Regions from separate parts of the Homo sapiens genome. Here region 2 is linked to region 1. A link is a contact called in ENCODE Hi-C or POLR2A ChIA-PET data. All regions are on one chromosome and are shown on one strand. The core of a region is the stretch at or near the end of the contact, and the rest is flanking DNA. Distances in the headings are between cores, read along the strand shown. Region 1 has its middle 15 kb from the start of MIR4423. Region 2 overlaps MCOLN2 (mucolipin TRP cation channel 2).

What was found. A loop is a pair of places that touch in the nucleus more often than their neighbours do. ChIA-PET counts read pairs that join two places held with the same protein, here RNA polymerase II (POLR2A). Pooled maps may share reads with other maps.
Region 2: a map with no recorded cell type shows a loop between it and region 1 (5-fold over the local background). The contact joins two enhancer-like sites. A Hi-C loop is called at or near these places in 3 of 37 single-sample maps with no recorded cell type and 9 of 50 pooled maps. POLR2A ChIA-PET finds 5 or more read pairs at or near these places in 4 of 52 experiments (AG04450, Panc1, activated B cell and 1 more).

What each region holds. Positions count from the first base shown.
Region 1 is chr1:85,145,207-85,153,063 of GRCh38, reverse strand. It overlaps a transcript of SYDE2 not described here. Among named protein-coding and RNA genes, the nearest start is that of MIR4423, 15 kb to the right of the region's middle. RefSeq lists enhancers at 1-234, 4,109-4,238. Within about 2 kb of position 3,928, at least 2 of the 41 ENCODE cell types and tissues checked have a DNase peak (open chromatin) inside an H3K27ac peak, as active enhancers do.
Region 2 is chr1:84,940,437-84,948,293 of GRCh38, reverse strand. It overlaps MCOLN2 (mucolipin TRP cation channel 2), which reads left to right. Exons shown (of 14, transcript NM_153259.4): 7 at 1,162-1,261; 8 at 7,303-7,415. Among named protein-coding and RNA genes, the nearest start is that of LPAR3, 51 kb to the right of the region's middle. RefSeq lists enhancers at 1-144, 3,034-3,328 and a silencer at 215-264. Within about 2 kb of position 3,138, at least 24 of the 41 ENCODE cell types and tissues checked have a DNase peak (open chromatin) inside an H3K27ac peak, as active enhancers do.

The DNA of each region.
Region 1 (7,857 bases), core at 2,679-5,178:
TGTCATTCGCTTCTCTGCTCAAATGTCACTTCAAAGAGCCTGCTTCTGAACAGCCTGCTCTGAGAATAAGGGGAAGAAGCAGATGGAGATTTCTGGGTTTTTTTGTAATAAATGCTATTAATAAATACTTATGGTACTATCTGACTAAACTGCAGATATTTATCACTTTGGTAAATGTTTACATTTAAACCAAATTTAAGAAGAAAAATGTTTAAAAAACTACACCCACATCCATTGTCACTTTTTGTCTATCACCTGGGCTTCAAGGCTTTATCATTATCTGAAATTATCTCATTTATTTATTTGTTTATTCATTTATTGTCTATGTCCACTCCTGTAGAATGTAATCTCCATGGCAGCAGGGACTTTGTATAACAATCTAGTTCATTGCCATATGCCTAGGGACTATAACATAGAAGCTGTTCAATTAATTGTTAATCAATGAATAACTGTAATAAGATACTTGAGAATGGTTGTCTTTTTGTTAGGAAAAGACTAAGTACTATAATCGCAATGTCTACATAATTTTAAAAATATTCACTCCTGAGTAATAAATTATTTGTGGTTAAGAGAGTAATGTTATCTCTTTTTTAAAAATGGCTTGTCTTTTTTATAGTTAAAGTGGTCTTGGGAAAATTAATGACTACAAGTCGGTGGGTAAATTTGGGGTGATTTTTTGTAGCATTTCTTTGCTGCAGAACACAGTCGAAACAATTATTTATGTGATATGTGTATGAAAATGCACATCTCACCATGACAAAGAAACATCTTTAAGAAATATTTTGTTAAAATGCATCATTTCTTTATAGAAATCATAAAGAGCAAAATATATCCTCTTAATTTTGACCTAATTTACTTCATATGCACTTTCTCTAGAACTGGAAAAAACTATTTTTCATTTTGTTAAAACATTTTCATAAACTTGAATGAACCCTATAAGTAGAACTCTTCCTTATTAGAAAAAATAGCAGAGAAACCACTTTGAGGGACAGGCACTACATTTAATGTTTTTATTTTCCTCAATGTCAAGTGCTTGTTTTAAGCAATGAGAAAATGCGTAAACATTGCCCTTGGGTTGGGTTAACTTCATTCTTATTTGTTTCATAAGGCCACTTGACATGCTTTTAAGTTATTTGGGTTAATCTGGCTTTCTTGCTTAATGGAGGTATAGATGTAGTAGAAACTTGGTGTTGCCCTCTATATTCTATATACTTTGGAAATTCCACTCTTCAAAATAATTTTCCAAAGAGAGTTTAAAATTTCAACTTTAGAAAAGTGCAGTACACATTTAATGAAGAAACAGGAAAGCCCCTCACATTCAAGACTTTTTTGTGTGAAAGTTATGAAACAGCATGCCTGCAGCTCACATTTTTTTCACAGCTGCAGATATTGAACGGTGACCCCTTGTTCTTGACCTTTGTTCAAGAAACGAGATGCAGGTTGCCAGCCTGTTTGCGTCTGTTTTTGCCTTTTCTCCCCCTGTGGCCATTGTAAAACCCACTCTTTAACCTAAGAGCAAGTTTGAATCGTTAGGTAAGTGAAAACTACTTGTCTAGGCTGGTAGATAAGAAATGTCAGAGCATAAAGTGCCATCTGTCCAAGGTTATAAATCTACATTTGATCTGTACTCTATATCAAATTCACCTATAAAGCCAAGGAAATATACATAAAAGAAGCCATACCAGTGTCTTTTCCCTCAACGTTTATGAACACTTTCAACTTTATAGAAAAATTGAAAATTTTATGGTGAATACCCATATATCTAGCATCCAGATTCTATAATTTATAAGCTTTTTGTTATATTTGCTCAATCACATATCTATCCATTATTTGTCATATTTTTTTGTGCATTTCAAAGTAAGTTGCAGGCATCAGGACATTAGGAAAAGACTAAGTACTATAATCGCAATGTCTACATAATTTTAAAAATATTCACTCCTGAGTAATTATTTGTGGTTAAGAGAGTAATGTTTTATCTCTTTTTAAAAAACGACTTGTCTTTTTTTTATAGTTAAAGTGGTCTTGGGAAAATTAGTGACTACAAGTCAGTGGGTGGGTAAATCAGGATATTTCACAGTAAGTGTCATTTTGGAAGCCAAAAAAAAAGATTCAATTGTTGGTGAACTTTGTGTGATTATAATTAACCTCTAAAAGATTTGTGGTATTAGTTCATCACAAATCTTAGAATTCATCACTGTTAGAACCAACATTGCTATTAATAGCTTCTAAAAAGTAATGAATATTTTGTATTCATTTGTATACAAGTAATGAATATCTTGTAATTATTTCTTTTTTTTGAGATGGAGTCCTGTTCTGTCACCCAGGCTGGAGTGTAGCGGTGTGATCTCGGCTCACTGCAACCTCTGCTTCCCGGGTTCAAGCAATTCTGTCTCAGCCTCCTGAGTAGCTGGGATTACAGGCACGTGCCACCACACCCAGCTAATTTTTGTATTTTTAGTACAGCTGGGGTTTCACCATGTCGGCCAGACTGGTCGTGAACTCCTGACCTTAGGTATATCTTGTAATTCTTACCAAATTACTTTTAGCTATCCTAGACTCCCATCATTCACAGACAACCTGCACAATTTCTACCATATTTAAATACTGTGTGTAATATTACTTTATTTTATCTAAAATTATTTTTTCAATTGAAAAAAATTGAAATGTAAAACTTCACACTGCTGCCATATATGGAAAACCAGTATCACTTGTCATTAACGAGTTAAACAGTTTTTTCTATACACTAAAATGAATTCACAACTATTGAGATAATTAAGGTGTGAGCTCTATGTACAGTTATGTACACCTTAACATGCATACCACACTTTGGGAAATACTGAGTTTAGTCTCTGCTATGGTCTGGATATGGTTTGTTTGTCTCCACCAAATCTCTTGTCAAAATTTAGTCCTCAGTGTGGTGTCTTGGGAGGTGAAAGTTGTTTGGGTCATGGAGGCAGATTCCTCATGAATAGATTAATGCCCTCCCTGGGAGGTGGAGTAAGGAGTGAATTCTCACTGTATTCATTCCAATACAGCCAGTTGTTAAAAATAGCCTAGCACTTCCTTGCACACTCTCCCTCCACCACCACCCCTTCCTCGCCACGTGACCTGTGCATACACTGTCTCTCCTTCACCTTCTCCTGTGAATGGAAGCAGCCAGCAGCCCTCACCCAATCTTGAACTTTCTGGCCACCAGAATCATGAGTCAAATAAACCTTTTTCCTTTATAAATTGCTTAGCCTCAGGTTTTCCTTTATAGCAACACAAAGTGGACTAAGACAATCTCCATCTTTTCTATCACAAATGTTGGGACACAAGAAAAGTCAAAGCTGCATTGAAAGTTGAACACACAGATAACACCAGTCTGTTTTCTTTTTAAGGAACAAAAGCACCATGTCTAGGTAAGACACTTGACTAATTCCCACCCGGAGCTGGCGATAGAGAGAGTGAAAGGTCTCCTATAGCAGGGTTGGGGAGGGTCTGTCTGCAGTCTGAGATTGTGTCCCAAATGGGGCCCATTCTTCATGAACCCTGTAGGTTCCACACTGGCAGGAACAGAGCTAAAGCCCAATTCTTACAGCCTGCATTTCTGCCTTGAGGACTTCTCAGTGCTGTTTCCCTGAACACATTTTTTTTTTTTTCATTTTGTTTCCTCTCACACTTTTAACCCTTTCCTACCAGCATATTTTCGCCTGAACTACCAACATAGGGTTGGTAGGAAACCACCAAAAATGTATCTTTCCTTCCTAAGATTAGAACCAGGGCATAGGAGCCAGACATAGAGATCAAAATACCAAATTTACTTTTGACAAAGGTAAGCTGGAGAATATGACTTGGGTCTATGGCCAAGTGGGCTTCTTCATATATCCTCTGTGATCTGATCATCCCCACCTAGTCACTGGTGGAGTTAATGAAAAAAGACCTCTCCTGGCATGGGCAGAGGCTGTCAGCACCATAAAAGTATGTATTACCAACAGGCTGGTGTGTGGTGAGAGAATGCAGAAGGCCCCTAGCCAAGCATGCTCAAGTTCTTCTCAATTCACTACTCAGATGAGTCATTCTTTGTGACTTGGGGAACAGTAAATTAGGGGTTTAAAGAGAAGCTGGAAGTGATTCTCTCATACTCTTTTCTCTTGAGAAGTAGCTAAATCCCCTCCCTTTTATGGAAATGGTAAAAGCACAGGATGTTATCCTCTAAAAATGACCACCTATTGCTTCCTCTTAATAAAGGACCAAATGTCACAAGATAAACTTTGGGACCCTTTTGTAAATGGAGCAGGAAGTGGAAATGCTGAACTGCACATAGGCAGTCAAAAAAAAAAAAAAAAAACCACACACACACATAAAGATTTTCCAGGTAATCACTAGGCAATTGCTGCCATGGGGCACCCAGTTAATTTGCAAAGTGGTCAAAGCAGCATATTCTCACCTCTTTTGGTAAATCCTTTCCCCTCAGGCCCCAGTGGCCATGTGCCACCTCTGGCTGCCTTGGGCCTCAGATATCCCAAGCAGTCTTGCCTTTCCTTCCTGTGCCCAACAGAATCTGTCTCCTCCTTCTCTACCTCCAGGGAAATCTTGCCTTCCATTTGGTTTTACAATCTTGCCTGGAAGAATGTGCTCTCATCACCTGATTCAAATGCTAAAGTGTTAATGATGGATAGGGTTTATTTGTACTTTATTTTAAAATGGGAGCATATTAAACTATGCCTAAGAAAGTACTGGAAGTATTCCTTAGGTTCTGTTGGTTCTTTTTGCTAACTGTGGGGTCCCTCGATGCTCCTGCTACAGTTCCATGTTATGTTCACTTCTGAAAGACTGTTGGCTTTTGTATTAGCCATCTCAACTTCTCAGGTCTACTTTCAGCTTCAGCCAGTAGGGAACAGTACTTAAGCCATTATCAGCCATATCCTTAATGCATTTAAACAGGGCCTAGGTCACAAGGAGGTTGTTGGGCTTCTAACAAATCACCTAGTGGAAATTTTATGAAAGTCAGAATTGCATATGTAAATTTTTAAAATATACATACACATACGAAGGACTAACCAAAACAACTTTGAAAAAGAACAGAGTTGGAGGACCAACATTATCTGATTTTAAGGTGACTTATAAAGTGACAGTAATCAAGATGGTATAGTAATGGCATCAAAATAGACAAATCAATAGAATAAAAGTTCAGAAATAGATTCATACATATACGGACAACTGATTTTTGATGAGACAATTCAGTGAAGAAAGAATAGTCTTTTCAACAAATGGTGCTGCAACAATAAAATATTTGCATGAAAAAAATGCTTTGATCCACATCTCATACCATATGTAAAAGTGAACTCAAAATACATAATAGACCTAAATGTAAAGCCTAAAAGTATAAAACTTCTAGAAGAAAACCTTGGATTATGCACAGATTTCTCAGATTGGTCACCAAAAACATGATACATAAAATTTTTTTTTTTTAATAAACTGAACTTCATCAAATTTACAAACTTCTGCACTTTGAAAGACCCTGTTGAGAGAATAAGAAGATGAACCACATTGGGAGTATATATTTGCATATATCTGATAATGGCTGGCATCTGGGATGTATAAAAAATTCCAAAACCTCAATAATAATTAAAAAAACACTCCCCTTGCTCCCTGCAATGAGCAAAATACATGAACAAACACTTCATGAAAGAGTATATATGAATGGCAAATGAAGACATGAAAATTAACCACTATCATTAGTCATTAGGAAATGCAAATTAAAACCACAAAAAGATACCACCACACAGCAATTAGAATGGCTAAATTTGAAAACAGTGACCCTACTGGCAAGAATGTGGAAGAAATGAGACTCTCATATACTGCAGGTGGGAATGTAAAATGGCACAACCACTTTTATTTAGTATTATCTTTAAAAAGTCAACATATACATACCACAGAATCCAGACATTCCATTCCTAGATATTTATCCAAAAGAAATGAATGCATATGTCTGTAAGGAAAACTTGTACAGAAGTTATCATAGCAGACTAATTTGTAATAGCAAGATACTCATCTGACAAAGGTCTAATATCCAGAATCCACAAGGAATTTAAACAATTTTACAAGAAAAAAAACAACCCCATCGAAAAGTGGGCAAAGGATATGAACAGACACTCCTCAAAAGAAGACATCTATGCAGCCAACAAACATGAAAAAAAGCTCATCATCATCACTGGTCGTCAGAGAAATGCAAATCAAAACCACAATGAGATACCATCTCACACCAGTTAGAATGGCGATCATTAAAAGGTGAGGAAACAACAGATGCTGGAGAGGACGTGGAGAAATAGGAACGCTTTTACACTGTTGGTGGGAATGTAAATTAGTTCAACCACTGTGAAAGACAGTGTAGCAATTCCTCAAGGATCTAGAACCAGAAATACCAGTTGACCCAGCAATTCCATTACTGGGTATATACCCAAAGGATTATAAATCATTCTACTATAAAGACACATGCACATGTATGTTTATTGCAGCACTATTCACAATAGCAGACTTGGAACCAACCCAAATGCCCATAGACTGGGTAAAGAAAATGTGGCACATATACACCATGGAATACTGCGCAGCCATAAAAAAGGAGGGGTTCATGTCTTTGCAAGGACATGAAGCTGGAAACCATCATTCTCAGCAAACTAACACAGGAACAGAAAACCAAACACTGCCTGTTCTCACTCATAAGTAGGAGTTGAACAATGAGAACACATGGACACAGGGAGGGGAGCATTATACACCAGGGCCTGCCAGGGGCCTGGGGGCTAAGGGGACAGATAGCATTAGCAGAAATACCTAACGTAGATGACGGGTTGATGGGTGCAGCAAACCACCAGGACACGCATATACCTATGTAACAAACCTGCATGTTCTGCACATGTATCCCAGAACTTAAAGTATAATAAGAAAAAGAAAAAAAAAGTATATTATCTAGATGCATCTATTTAAATTTAATGGGTATTAAATTTATTAAACATACCTACAAAATCTAAGTAAGACATGAATTTAAAAAAAGAACAGTGCCTCACACTGTAATAGGAAATGACAGCTATTGCTATTAGGAGTACGGCATCTATTAACAGTTTCCAGCAGTAAACACAACCATTATCAAATAATAAAGACCTATTATAAAAATATTCAAGCAACAGAGATCTATTAAAATTTTTATCTTTGCTTCAAAATAATATGGAGTGAGGAGTGTAGGTTAAAGATTAGTCATGTACTGATCTTTATAAACGCTGGGGCTGGTAAAAGTCCCCTCTTTGCCTTGCACACTTGTCCCTTCTCCCATTCCATCCCTCAGAAGTAAACATAATGAACACATTGATGGCTACACTTCCAGACTTTTCTATACATACAGAGAAATGTGAATGTTAGTACAAATACACATACACAGTTTTACACAAGTGGGGTCATATTGGATACATTGTTTTGCAACTTGATTTTTCCCTTGATAATTTGTAAACTTCCTTTCTTGTTGGAATGAAGAATGTTCCTCATCACAGCTGAAGGGTCCTTGTCTGATGAACATATTTTGCCATTTTCCTACCGATGGACATGTAGATCCCTTCCGCACATTACAATTTTGTTCTGGCCAATATTTTCTCTCTCTTTTTTCTATTTCTTTTTTTATCATCTGCTTCATTTTTCATTTATCTATTTTCTCTCTTTAGTACCAGAAGTCAACACTTTTGTCAGCTTCTCGGTTAGCACTCCCCACCCACTGATTCCTTGAATGCTCTGAAGACCAATGAATTCCTTATTCTATGAGCCTGACCTTTATAGGCCAAAAAATAGAGAGAGAAATAACAATGAAAGTGAATTTCTACTACTGTTATG
Region 2 (7,857 bases), core at 1,889-4,388, 200 kb after region 1:
GGAGTTTTTAACAGCAATGACACAGTTTTGCTGGAGGCAGGGATGCCAGACTTGTTGTCGGGCTGGACATGTGCATACATGATAAGCAGCAGGCTGTGTGGCAGGCTCTTCAACTGGGTAGGGGCAATTGCTGCCCAGCTGGTTGTCAGGCCAGGTGTGCATGGTTGTGGTGGGGCCAGTAGGCTGTGAGGCAGGCTCTTTAGAGATGCGAAGTTACAGCTGAACTGGCTGTCAGGCCTGTGTGGGTGTGGAGAGACAGCCAACTGTGTGGCCCAAGTGTGCACAAGCACAGCACACCAGCCAGCTGTTTGGCAGCTTCCTGCTGTGCACTTCTGCCTGTTCCCAGGGGCAGGGGCAGGAAGGGGTGCTGCATGGATTCAGATGTCAGGGTCTCAGATGTTCCATCAGGTCTAGGCTCTAGGCAGCCAGTGTCATGGTGTTGCAGGCACCTTTGTGAACATGGTAGAATAATGGCAGGACTTCAGGGATGGAGAGACACAAAGAGTACTGGCCCCCAGGGCAGAACACACTCTGTTAGCATCTGGTCTCTAAATGGTGTCATGCCATAGCAGCTTAGGTCACAGAGGTGAAGAGTGCGCAATGTGTGCTTCCACTCTGGGGCAGCATGGCTGTATGAACTCCCGGCACCTCTCCAAACTGGATTCAAAGCCTGTGAGGACTGGAGGGCTCTCCTGTAGCAAGGACTGCTGGCATTCTGTGGCCATAATGAGGACCACCAGAGTCTCTAGCCTAACGTTTTCCTATCCAAAGAGATTCCCCTGGCTCTAAGCTGATCCTGGCTGGGGAGACAGTGTGGCAGAGGCAGGGTGCCTTGCTCCCCTTCCTATGTTGCTGTCCTGGGCTTTCATGCTCCACAGGATTTTCCTGCTACCCTGGTGCTCTCCAGTGTACTTCTTTAGTGATTTCAGTCAAAATATAGTTGTTTATTCATTATTTTGGTCCCGTGTGTGTGTGTGTGTGTGTGTGGTGGGGGGTGCAGGAAATGAGTGTCAAGTAATTCTAGTCAGCCATTTTGCTGGCCTGTGTAATTCTCTTTGGATCAGCACACTGGATGCCAGTGATTTTTTTTTTAAGCAGATTTGATCTAACATGTTATACTTTCTTCTGTGTTGTAATCTCGCTATACATTTGTGTCTCCAGATTATCTTTGACAATAAAGCTCACAGTGGCAAAATCAAAATCTATTTTGACAGTGATGCCAAAATTGAAGAATGTAAAGACTTGAACATATTTGGATCTAGTAAGTATGCTATATACTTGCCCATGGGAATTATAGATGATTTTTAACACTTTATTTTGTGGCTTGGGGTATTTAAATGGTTTGTTTGCATGATAATAGGAAGAAAACCGCCTCGAGCATTAGATCCTGTAAAGAATATCCCAAAGCCTTGTATTTTTGTTTAATTCAGCAAATGTTTATTATATGCCTCTTAGAAGAGGTAGCATGACTCAGTGGTTAGGAGCTTAGCTCTGGAGCCAGATTGCCTGGGTTTCGGTCCCAGTTCTGTTTACTGTGCCTGTGATCTTGTACAAGTTACTTAACCTGTCTGTCTCAGTATCTTTCTATGTAAAATGAGAGTAATAGTATAGGTTGAACATCCCAAATCGGAAAAATCTGAAATCAAAATGCTCTAAAATTTGAAACATTTGAGCACTGACATGACCAAAGCTCAAAGGAAATGCTTATTGGAGCATTTTGGATTCTGAATTTTTGGATTTCGGATGCTCAACCTGTAAGTATAATGCAAGTATTCCAAAATCAAAAGAAATCTGAAATACTTTTGGTCCCAAATCATTCTGGATAGGGCATACTCAGCCTAAACTTACCTTCCAGGATATTGAATATTAAATGAATTAGTATATAAAGCAAAGCACTGAACACAAGAGTTGGCACATATTAATTGCTAGGCATTATGGGAAAAGGAAGAAAATGCCTTAGTGAGAGAGACTGACGTGCTTATAAAATCTGTGATGTGTTATGGAGAGAAATAAGGGTATACATACAAAAAGTATGAGGAGAAAAAAAGCAAAGGTAATAAGTTTGAGTGGGGCAGAGTAGGAAAAGAAATGATTCTTGGAGAAGGTATGCTTTGATCTGAGCCTTGGACAGTGGGGAAGGATCAGGGCCTTCAGAGCCCAGACAGCAACCGCTGCAAATGCTGAGTCATTTACTCAGTCATTGCTCAAAAAACATCTCTTAATCCACATGTTTAAAATGGGCTACTGCTGAGCACAGTGGCTCACACCTGTAATCCCAGCACTTTGGGAGGCCTACGCGGGTGGATCACTTGATGTCAGGAGTTCAAGATCAGCCTGGTCAACATGACAAAACCGCGTCTCTACTAAAAACACAAAAATTAGCCGGGCATGGTGGCACATGCACCTGTAATCCCAGCTACTTGGGAGGCTGAGGCAGGAGAATTGCTTGAACCTGAGAGGCAGAGGCTGCAGTGAACCGAGATCATGCCACTGCACTCCAGCCTGGGCAACAGAGTGAGACTTTGTCTCAAAAATAAGTAAAATAAATAAAAAAATTAAAATAAAATAAAATATCATGGGCTACCTATGGAACCTGTTCTGTTTGCTCAGTAAAGAATTAGGATGATGTTAATGATGGATGCTCAGTGTTTTTTATTTTGCAGATTTTGTTTAAATGACTTTCCTTTTGACCAGGTTATCAGAATGAAATAAAATGTAAAATACCTGTGGCTTCTGTTTTATATTTGTTTTAAAGTATATTTGATTTGTGGCCTGCTGCTTTTCAGATGTATAATATGTCCTGACGATTGAAGTTTTGGTTTCAATAATTTCACTGACTGACTTAAGCCACCGATTATAGTTTCAGTTTCTGTTAAAAAGTGGTTACTATTCCCCAGCATACACCACTCTCTTACAGATACGCAGAGATCAGGGGCATATTTTCTAAGTCCAAGTATAGGTTGCCAATTTTCTGTGAAAAGAAACTAACCTTTGTCAAATATGTGATTTGGAATATCATTATAAAGATCAAAATGATGGAAATTTCCAAGCTAGTCAGTCAAATGCATTTCCAGAACAGTGAGTTTTTCCTTCCGCCTGCTGCCCTCCTTGCAACGTTAGGGGTTTTCCTTGCTTGTGCTCAGAAGAGAGTATCTCTAGCCCCCTCCTGTGGCCAATGAGGAGAAACACAAGCCTCCTAGACCACTGGGTAAAAGCTCTTTTAAGATTTACATATTCTCCTAGAGCTGTGTCTTAAGAAACCAGGTTCTATCACTAGGAGAATGTGAATTTAAAATAAGATGATGTGATGTGAAAGCCTTAAAAAACTTATGTTTGGAAACCATCTTAGGAAATGGACTTTTTCCCCTATATGAAGCTGTCTGGTGGATTGAGATTGCCTTGGCTTTGGGGGAAGTGGGCAAGGACAAGGGCGACATCTGGTGGGACACTTACACTATTTCTAACAGTTCAGAGGCTCATTCACACCCACACGCTTACCCCCAGGCTCCTCTCTCCTTTGTCATTACCCATATTGAAGCAAATGCAGGTGAATGTCCATTTTCACATACAAACCTCATGCTGCCTTTTGTGACTCCGAAGTCCCCTCTCTAAATGTGCCATGTCTTCATTTAACTTGGTTTCATAAATATAGGAATTTGGAGATGAGGGGCTTGGGGAGGAATTGGGGGACTCCTTCTTGGCGGGATTCCCCAGTGATGGGTGATATAGATGTTTTTTTTCTTTCTTTCTTTCTTTCTTTTTGAGACAGAGTCTCGCTCTGTCTCCCAGGCTGGAGTGCAGTGGCACGATCTTGCTCACTGCAACCTCCACCTCCTGGGTTCAAGCAATTCTTCTGCCTTAGCCTCTCAAGTAGCTGGGACTACAAGCACACCCCACCACGCCCGACTATTTTTTGTATTTTTAGTAGAGACAGAGTTTCATCATATTGGCCAGGCTGGTCTTGAACTCCTGACCTCATGATCTGCCCGCCTCGGCCTCCCAAAGTGCTGGGATTACAGGCGTGAGCCACCGCGCCTGGCCAAGATGTTCATAAAATACATATTTTTAGCATACCATAGAACTAGTCTTCTCAGTAATTCAAAGAAAAACAGAATCCTATACTGGATTCTGTTAGGAGGACTGGTTTCTGTTTCTAAGCCTGCTTGTTTTCCCATCTGTAAACAAGGTCCAATGCAAACTGTCTTAGAGATTTGTGTTCTAGTTTTATGTCAGAAAGGAAGGTACTAGATGCTGTCCTTGCATTTCATAAGATTTTCAGTCTTATCTTCCCAAGAGCTGCCTCTGTTTCCTCTGCCCCATTCCATGGATCCAAGGGGAAAAAAAATCTTGCATTATGATAGAGCTAAGTTGTTTTCTTACCTACCCATTAGATGATACCTCAAGATAACTTTCTTGAGTGTAAATGGCTAAGGGTAAATGTAAGTGCTAGGCACTGGGCACTACTGTAACAAGCACTTCACACAGACTGTTCCACCTGATTCTCATGGCAGCCTCAGGAACCAGTACGCTTGCCCTCCCCATTTTGTAGGTGGGACATCTGAAGCTTAGTAAGATGAAATCATTTGCTCAGAGAGTTGCATTTACCAGCTGGCTGTCTCTGCTCGCCACCCATTGTAGGAGCTGCTTTGCCCTCAGACACTCATGCCAGTGTCACCCACATCTTTGCATTACTAAGTCCATAGACACTCTGGCATTTCTCTTCAATGCTGTCTCTGCAGAGGTGTTGCTGTGGAAGACTCTGACCGCAGTCTGTTCTCTGAGGGTCGCCTGTCCCTGGTTCTGTTTGCTTCTCCTCTGGCCTTTCTGCTCCATCCCATTCCTGAGCTCATCTCCTTTTCTAATTCTCAAACATTGCTCCCCATCCCCGACGCTGTCCTTCCCAGTGGTCTCTCTGAGGGGCCGTCACTCCCATGGCTTTAACTGCCACTGAATAGTCTTCTCTTGTCATGAATATCCAGAGTAAACTCAGTTTGCCCAAGACAGGGAACCAGGAATCATTCTTGGTTGTCCTTCTTCCTTATTCCCCAAGTCCAGTTAGAGACCAGGCCATGACTCTCTCCATCTCTTACGATTCTGTGCCCTCTTTCACTCTGCCGCAACTTAGCTCAGACCAACATAAGTTCTAACTTAGATTATTCAGTGGTCTTATGTTCTGCTTGATTCTCTTCATTAATTTGAAAGTATACTGAAGCATTATACTAAGCACAGGTGCTGTATTCAACACTACTGTCTTAGTCCGTTTTCTGTTACTTGTAACAGAATGCCTGAAACTAGCTAATTTATAAAGAAAAGAAATGCATTCTTTCAGTTCTGGAAACTGAGAAGTCCAAAGTCGGAGCCCCACTTCTGGTGAGGACCTTCTTGCTGGTTGGGAGTCTCTGTGGAGTCCCAAGGCAGTGCAGGGCATCACATGGTAAGGGGGGTGAGCATACTAGCTCAAGTCTCTCTTCCTCTTCTTAAAAAGCCACTAGAGCCATTCCCTTGATAACCCATAAATCTATGAGTGGATTAATCCATTTATGAGGGCAGAGACCTCATGACCCAATCACCTTTTAAAGGCCCTCCCTCTCAATACTGTCACATTGGGGATTAAATTTCAAATGAGTTTTGGAGGAGACAAGTAACTCAAACCGTAGCAACTACCTATGGGCCCTGCTTCAGAGAGCCTGTCACTTGATGGGGAAGATGGACACTTAATGATAAAATAGTAACCACTGTAAGTGTTTGCTATTATTATTTTCCTGGGGCTGTTTCATGGGCTCTTTGTATATGAACTTGCATAATTTTCACAATAGCCCTATGATGTAGGTATTTTTTAATTCTACCCACTTTTCAGAGGAGGAAACTGAGGCACAGGGGTTAAGCAACTTCCTCAAGGCTCTACAGCTTCTGAGTACAGAGCTGAGATTCAGAGCCAGGCTGTCGGGCTCCAGAGACCATGTTCTTTCCCATTCTACACTGTCTCTGTGCTCCATGCTGTGCTGCCTTTGCAGATGTAATGAAAGGTCAGTGTCTGTTGTGCAGAGGAAAGTAAAGGAGCTCTGGGTGTGTGTAGTAACCAAGAACCATGAAAGTATATAGGAGAGGGCTAATAGAGATGAGAATTTAAGGAATTCTTTTCTGAGATGGGAGATTTTTCATTTGGAACTTGAGGCTGAAAATAAATAAGCTGAGCCATGCATGTGGGAGAAGTGCTGTTCCAGGCAGACAGATCAGCATGTGCAAAGTCCCTGAGGTGAGAGCAGGAAAGAAGGAAGATCAGTGTGGCTGTAGGGTGAAGAAGGTGGGGGTCAGGCAGAAGAGAGCTGGGCTGGGATTGGAGACACTACCGTGAAGTCTGAGAGAAACTAAGGTTAGATTCATCTCCTTCCCATACATTCTTCTTGCTGCTGTGTGCTCCAAACCAAAAATCTGATTACCACTCCCCTCCTTGCTTCTGTTCCAAGAAGTAATTTTCTCTACATACAGAGAAGGCTTATAAGATTGGCACTATGTCCTGGGAAAGTGCACAGTGAGGTTGAGAAGCAGAAGTGGGGATTCTGAGTGGTGGTGTTTTAATTTGTTTGTTCTCTTATTAATGGTGAACTTGATGTCTCTGCTTTTATGTGAAAGAACTCAGAGTAGGTCAGCAGTTTTGCCTTTTTTTGAATGGAGCCCAAATGGATCACTTTCTGTTGAATTCTATTCTACAGTAAATATTTATATATAAATTTGAGTGAATTTATTAGCAGCTCACATAGTTTTTGCTTTTGTTTTTGTTTTTTGTTTTTTGTTTTGAGACAGAATCTCGCTCTGTTGCCCAGGCTGGAGCGCAGTGGCACGATCTCGGCTCACTGCAAACTCTGCCTCCCGGCTTCATGCCATTCTTCTGCCTCAGCCTCCCAAGTAGCTGGGACTACAGGCGCCTGCCACCACACCTGGCTAATTTTTTTGTATTTTTAGTACAGACGGGGTTTCACCGTGTTAGCCAGGATGGTCTTGATCTCCTGACCTCGTGATCCGCCCACCTCAGCCTCCCAAAGTGCTGGGATTACAGGCGTGAGCCACCGTGCCTGGCCCAGCTCACATGTTTTTAAATGTATAGCTTTATATCAGGGAATGTTTTGCCTTACATATGTACTTCTGAATGAATGCGGTGTGATTTGTTTCTGATATTTACCATTTTGTTTTAACAATAGACAAAACATTTATTGTTTGAACTTCTTTTCACACTGCCATTTTGTTTGGAAATTATTCTCCGGTAAGGTGTGTTTAACATTTGAATTCTGTTTTATTCCTCAGCTCAGAAAAATGCTCAGTATGTCCTGGTGTTTGATGCATTTGTCATTGTGATTTGCTTGGCATCTCTTATTCTGTGTACAAGATCCATTGTTCTTGCTCTAAGGTTACGGAAGGTAAGAGTGTGTTCGCATTCTCTTCCTGCCCTCTTGGCCTGCGCCCTCAGTTTGCCCAAGCAGTGGACCACCGATATTGTGCACCTGCCTTTTTTGGAGACCTTTGACTAAATCAGATTCCTTTGAGTAGTTGCCCGCTATGAGGCATTCATCAGCCTGAGGTGTAGGAAGTGAGTAAAGGCTCTGAGTATGTCAAGTGGGATCAGATAATTATCCTGCTTAAAACTGAGCTGATATGTACAGATGCACAGTGGTGAACTCTCAGGCTTTTGAATGTTTCCAGAATAACAAATCCCTCTTCAATTCAGGAGTGATCTGAAGAACAGAGTAATAGCATGTGTGGGTTTCATCTTTTGTCTTCAAATCAGAGTTCATTTTGACAGGGAGGCATGGTAAATGGATTATAATGAAGCATAAAATACTTTATTCTGTTTTTAAAATA